Linked DNA regions of Homo sapiens: region 1 is linked to region 2. Evidence: chromatin loops called from intact Hi-C (ENCODE). Cell type or tissue: transverse colon. All regions are shown on one strand. Links, peaks and the distances in the headings refer to the core of each region. The heading gives the core; the rest is flanking DNA. Region 1 overlaps ATAD2B (ATPase family AAA domain containing 2B). Region 2 overlaps KLHL29 (kelch like family member 29).

Region 1 (2,916 bases), core at 230-2,729, 90 kb after region 2:
TAGTATATTATGTGGCTTACTGGGTGTCTTGATTGAGCTTTGAGAATAAGACAGGCATTTCATACCCAAACACTGGTTGTCTCTTAATGACATAGAGTATCAAAACTTATTTTCAAGGTTGTGACCAAAGAAATATTTCTAATTTATTTGCTTCAAACAGCCCATCCTTTTAGCCTTATCTTCCTCAAATGAATAAAAAGGCACGTTAAAGGCAGTTCTAAAGAGCCTGACCTAATTTCATCCAGTTTCTTCAGCTTCCCACCAGAACAGACCATAGCCAACTCTAAAACAGGTTTCAGTCCATTACCCAGATGGGGGAAAAATATGATTAAAGGGGTAAAATGGAGGAAAAAAAAATAACAAGTTGCCCACTGTTTAAACAATTCAACACAGTTAGAACTGCCCCCATCCAGTTTCCTCCTGTTTGCTGGTCTGCTCCCTAAGAGAGGAGTCTCCAAAAGAGAGTGCACAAAAAGAGGAGCAGAAGCGAGAGCAGTTTCTGTAGCACCAAAATCTCCAAGCTGTGGGGTTGTATTTTTTATTTGTGGAAAATACAACATGTTTCTGAAGTTCTGTTTGGTTCTTGTAGGCTGGTTGGTTTCAGGTACCTGAGACAATAGCACCAAATTCAACAGAGAGAAAGAATGAGTGAGAGAGCACTTTACACCAAGGCTCTGCACATAATTGGTGCAATTTGAAATTGAATGGCTCAGAAGACTGCTCTGTGAGGAGCAGATTGGAGAGGATAAACCACTCATCTTGAAAAGTTCATAGGAATGTCTCAAACATATGAACTGTTCTTTCCATCTCCTATAAAAGGAAAAAAAATGCATGTTATCTATTAAGGGAAAGACAAAAGTGTTCCTCATTACGGAAGAATTCACTTTAAATTTTTAGGGAATGAATTTGAGATACAGGTTAAACTTTGAATATTTTCCTGATTATAATACCATAGGTAATTAAGACTATCTCCCCTAGATACTTCCAAGTACCTCCTATTTTATATTTAGGCCAATAAGGATGATGATGATGGTCACACTCAACAAATAACTAACTTATTATGCCAGTAATATCAGTATGAGGTATGATATGAGTAATATGAATATAAGGATGATGATAGCAACACTTAATGAGTAAGTTATTATGCCAGATATTTACTAAGAGATTTCTATATATAAAATACATAAATATAAGTAAATATTTATATTTATATGTATGCATATATATATAATTTATATATATAGTTTTAACTCCCATAACATTGAAGATTGAACAAACGTATTACTATCAGGTCCATTTTACAGATAAAGAAACTGAGGCACAGAGGGGATAAATAATTTGACAGCTAACAGGTGGCAGTCAGGATTTGAATACAGGCAGCCTCACTCCAGAGACTGAGCCCTTCCTTCCTCATTATATTTCACTAACTCCCAAAGCAAAATGAATGCATTCAGTATAGTGAAACTTATGCCAAAAAGCAGAATGCATTGTGTTCCCACTTCTATTCACTCCAACCAGAGCTGAAAAGACAGGGTTAAAAAAGAGCCAGAATGAGTGGCTTCCATCACTACCACCATGAAAGCCACTCACTGCTGATTCTGTTATCAATCCCTTCCCTCCCTAAACTAGGCCTCTAGATTATTAGGATTCCACACTGAGATGTTTCACTGGTGAGGAGTATTTAATGCATTCAAGCTAATAAAACTGCAACCATATGAACAAAGAAGTTCTAGAATTAAAAAAAATGTGAATAACTCTACCCCGCACATTTTATTCAGGTGGGCAAATGTCAAATACATCTAAGACACTTGCATTTTTTCCTTCCCTTTAAACAGCTCCAAAGAAATTCTATTCTACATCTCTGCAAAACTAACAGGCTGTATTAACAGATCATCATCCGATCAACAAGTTCTTCCATGTGGCCAACAAAAATCACTCCTGCTAAATGTTTTATCATATATTGCCAAATAAGAAAAGAAAATTACACATGAAAAATAACTATATCCTTTACATATAAATCTTTAATATACTAAAAATATTCTTTGAGAGCAGAGACTTTGTCTTACTCATTTTTTGCATTCCAAACACCCAGCACAGCATCTGGCACTGCAGGTACTCAATAAACATTTAATAGATAGACCACCAGATAAACAAACTAACAGGCAAATCAACAAAGGGAGTTGAATTAAGTCATTTAGCCATTTTGTGGGTAGATGAGTGATTACATTTGCTCAGATGACCTGAAAAGGCAGAAGTGTGGTTTAATGATGGAAATTATATAAACAAAGATAGAAGCTCATATTTATACAGGAAGAATTTCCCTTGGTTTAGAGTTGTCTAGAAAGGGAATGTCTCATCTCTAAAAGTATCTCAGCAAAAGGACAGTCGCTCCTTCATATGGCTAATTTATAGGACTAGATTTGACCAAAATAAGATGACTTTTGAGTTATCTTCCAACCATTAATGGCAAATAGGTCTCACTACCCATGCCAACGCCTTTATATCAGCAGTGGCTACCTAGGAAGCAGTGATAAGGAGTGTGGGGCCATGACCACATCCGACAAGCCCAAGTGACAGGCTCAATTGGCACGTCAGTTATAAGCAAGTAGGGAGAGAATTGTGACATACTATTTCTGTATATTTACCACCCTAGAACCATGGATTTCTGTGTTTTGACAAAAAAAAGGAACCCCAGATTACTTCTTTCCAGAGACAAAATGGTACAGAAAGGCTTTATTCTTCAAACTGTAACTCTTAATGATTTTTGTCTTAAATCTTCAAAACATTCTTCAGCTACTTGGTAAAAGACATAGATGTAGGCAAAATAACTTTTTTTCCTCTTTTCTTTGGAACAAGTAAAATCAAGTATTTGTTTATTCTACAGATAAACTAAACACTTACCTCTACAAGTTGTGA
Region 2 (2,916 bases), core at 166-2,665:
AGAAGCCAGGCATTGTGTCTCACACCTGTCATCCCAGCACTTTGGGAGGCTGAGGTGGGAGGATCACTTGAAGCCAGGAGTTTAAGAGCAGCCTGGGAAACATGGCAAGACCCCATCTCTACAAAAAACTTAAACATTTAGCTGGGTATGGTGGCATGCACTTGTAGTCCCAGCTATTTGGGAAGCTGAAGTGGAAGTATTGCCTGAGCCGAGGAGTTTGAGGTTACAGTGAGCTATGATCTCACCACTGCACTCCAGTCTGGGTGACAGATCAAGACCCTGTCTAAAAAAAAAAAAAAAACCATGAAAAATGTTTTAACAGGAGGGAAGCCCAACCTCAGAAGGTCCCAGGCTCCTGACAAGGCGCCAGCTGTATCCCCACCCCCAGACAGACCGCATCTGCACACCTGGCATAGCCTCCCCCTGCGTTCGTCACAGGGCCAGGCCCCTGCCCTGCTGAGCTGCACCTGGGGCTGGGCCCGAACCCCTCCTGGCATGGGCAGTGGCAGAGGGAACAAGAGTATGTAATCCTGCTCCTGGGACCAGGTCAGTTATCTGGAAGGACATGGCTTTACTCGTGGCCGAGTAGAGGTGCCCCCACAGTGCCCCTGGGCACTTGTCCTGGGAAGAATCTCCAAACCCATGAGCAACCCCCAGGCCCACTGGGAAGAGGGGAAGAGAGATGATGAGTCACTGAGGCTTGAGGCCCTGAAAAGCTATTTGCTGGGAGCTCTGGAGCCAACTGCCCCCAAATGCATGCTCGAGAACATCTCTCTATGGCTGCCCTGCACTCCTGAGCCAGCCAAACGGTGCCTGCCCTTGTATAGGAGGAGACCCTGGGCAGGTCGCCAGGTATCCTCTAGAATCCATGCTCCAAGGGGACAGCCAGTTGCTGTATCCAGCGCTTGGCACATGGTAGATGCTCAGTAAACACTTTTTGAGTGTATGAGTGAATGAATAGCTCCAGCTGAAAGGATGAGTGCTGCCCACAGTACTGAAGCACAAGCTCCAGGTGCTCCGTAGGCATCAGAGCAGGGAGGGTAGAACCCAGGAGGATGGGGCAGCTCCAGCAAGGGTGCAGAGGGGGCTCTCTGGGCTCCTAGGGGGTCTTTCAGCAAAAGTAATGCTGAAAAATTTTGACTTACAGTGATCAGCTTCAATGGTCTTAACACAAACTTCATCTCAGTTTTTCTGCCCTCTCACATCGTCTCGTCTAGATATTTTTGTAGGATTTAACCCTACTGTCTTACTATCGCCCACCAACCATAGGAAATTCCCTTTTTGATGGATCTTTGCTCTGTGCAGGGCCACGTCGTGTTCTGAGCAGTGATCAAGTGTTCCTCTTTCTCCTGGAGGCATTTGTTGTTTGTTGATCAATAGATGGTGGGGGCTTTGGCCAAGATAAGCCTTTGGCCATGCGAGGCCTTGACAGTTTCTAGGACTGCAGCTTCTGCTCTCTGGCGGTTGAGTTCACCAGCCCCTCCTGGGGTTCCAGCCCCTCCTGGTGGGCGCTTCTGGCCTTCCCTCCCTCCCCAAAGGCAAGAGGCCCCCTTACCACCTGAGGAGAGAGCCCTGCCCGGCCCCCACTTCCAGATCCCCCTGGGTTTTGCCTTGGCTCCTCCAAGGGGTCTGCCCCTCCCAGGGGTCCCACCCAGCTCACCTCCCGAGCCACCTCTCCCCAGCCTGGGCCCACCTACAGACTGTCTATGGTGCTCCTTGGACTTGGGCTTTACCTTCCCAGGGAACCCCTAAATCTTCCTGGGCCCCGAGCCTGACTGCCTGGGGAAGGGTGAGCAGGAAGCAATGAAACACAGCGGTGGGTTGAAAGCCGTAAATGCAAGGCTTTGAATTAAGCAGAACCGGATTCAAATCTCCACTCTGCCACTCACTCGCTGTGTGGCCTGGGACCAGTGACTCTCTGCGCCTCATTTTCCTGGCCTGTACAATGGGGGCAATCTGTCATAGAGCTGCCCTGAGGATTCCAAGAGTGGATCTCATCAGCGGTCTCCGAGAGGGTGGCAGGTGGGAGGAGGCGTTTCAAAGTGCTGGGCTTCCCCTACCGCGCCCTGCTCCTCGCTGCTCCTCGCTACTCCCAGCCCCCAAACCCCGCAGCTGAGGACGAATGCTATGGAGTGAGATAGATGGTTGCAGGCACGAGGCGGGTGTCATGAAAGCGCCCCTTTGGCCCAGTAGCAAGCAACCCAGAAGTGTGCTTATCTTGAGTTTATTGGGGTTTCCAGGTAGGGGTCCCCTCCTCGCCTGCCTTACGCCCCAGCCCTAGAGCCCTTGGGTCCCCGCGGGCTGGGGCGGGGTTGCCTGTGCCCGGCAGGAGAAGGAGGTGGTGACGCGTCCACTCGGGCCGCCCCGCGGCTCCGCCGTCACGTGTGCCGGGGAGGGGACCACCGGGAGGTTCCCGGGCCCGCGGAGGTGGCGCGTCTGCGAGCGCCTATTTGCATATGCGTACCCTGGATATTTATAACTTCTCTTCAGCCAGTTCCAAGTTATTGATGTCTTAAAGTGACTTTAATCTGAGCCTTCTTTTCTCCAAATGGGCTTTTGATTTCCGGAGTGATATTATACATGGCTGTAAGCTATTGACTGAGCGATTGCCGTTGTGTTCTCAATGTGCTGATGCTGAAAATCTGCGATATAAATAAACTTCCTCTGGTAGAATCATTATAAAGCACAAGCAGCAGAAATTTATGGAAAGAACAGATTAAATGCTTAGACTTAAATTCTTCAGTGTGCTGGTTGCCCTAAACTGCTGTGTCTGGAGTTTGGGCTGCTGATTCAGGTGGAAAAAATCAAACGGACACATCGCTTGTCGGTGCATTTTTACTATGATCTATTGTGTTGCCAAAAGAGAAAGCTCAAAAGCTGCCATTGATAATCCTGGTTAAAACTTGGAACATAAAT

The links. Peaks named below come from ENCODE experiments on the same cell type or tissue, not always from the same donor. Only the 100,000 strongest peaks of a DNase experiment are listed, where the experiment ranks them.
Region 1: it touches region 2 in a loop (5-fold over the local background); 1 of 110 quality-filtered maps calls a loop at or near these places.

Annotation. Positions count from the first base shown.
Region 1 is chr2:23,751,278-23,754,193 of GRCh38, forward strand. It overlaps ATAD2B (ATPase family AAA domain containing 2B), which reads right to left. Exons shown (of 28, transcript NM_017552.4): 27 at 2,902-2,916; 28 at 1-810. The coding sequence ends at 769. Among named protein-coding and RNA genes, the nearest start is that of ATAD2B, 170 kb to the right of the region's middle. In transverse colon, for the core only: no CTCF peak of the experiment used is centred there; no DNase peak of the experiment used is centred there.
Region 2 is chr2:23,661,056-23,663,971 of GRCh38, forward strand. The region is part of intron 5 of KLHL29 (kelch like family member 29); the gene reads left to right. Among named protein-coding and RNA genes, the nearest start is that of ATAD2B, 260 kb to the right of the region's middle. In transverse colon, for the core only: no CTCF peak of the experiment used is centred there; no DNase peak of the experiment used is centred there; H3K4me3 peaks cover 596 bases; H3K27ac peaks cover 634 bases.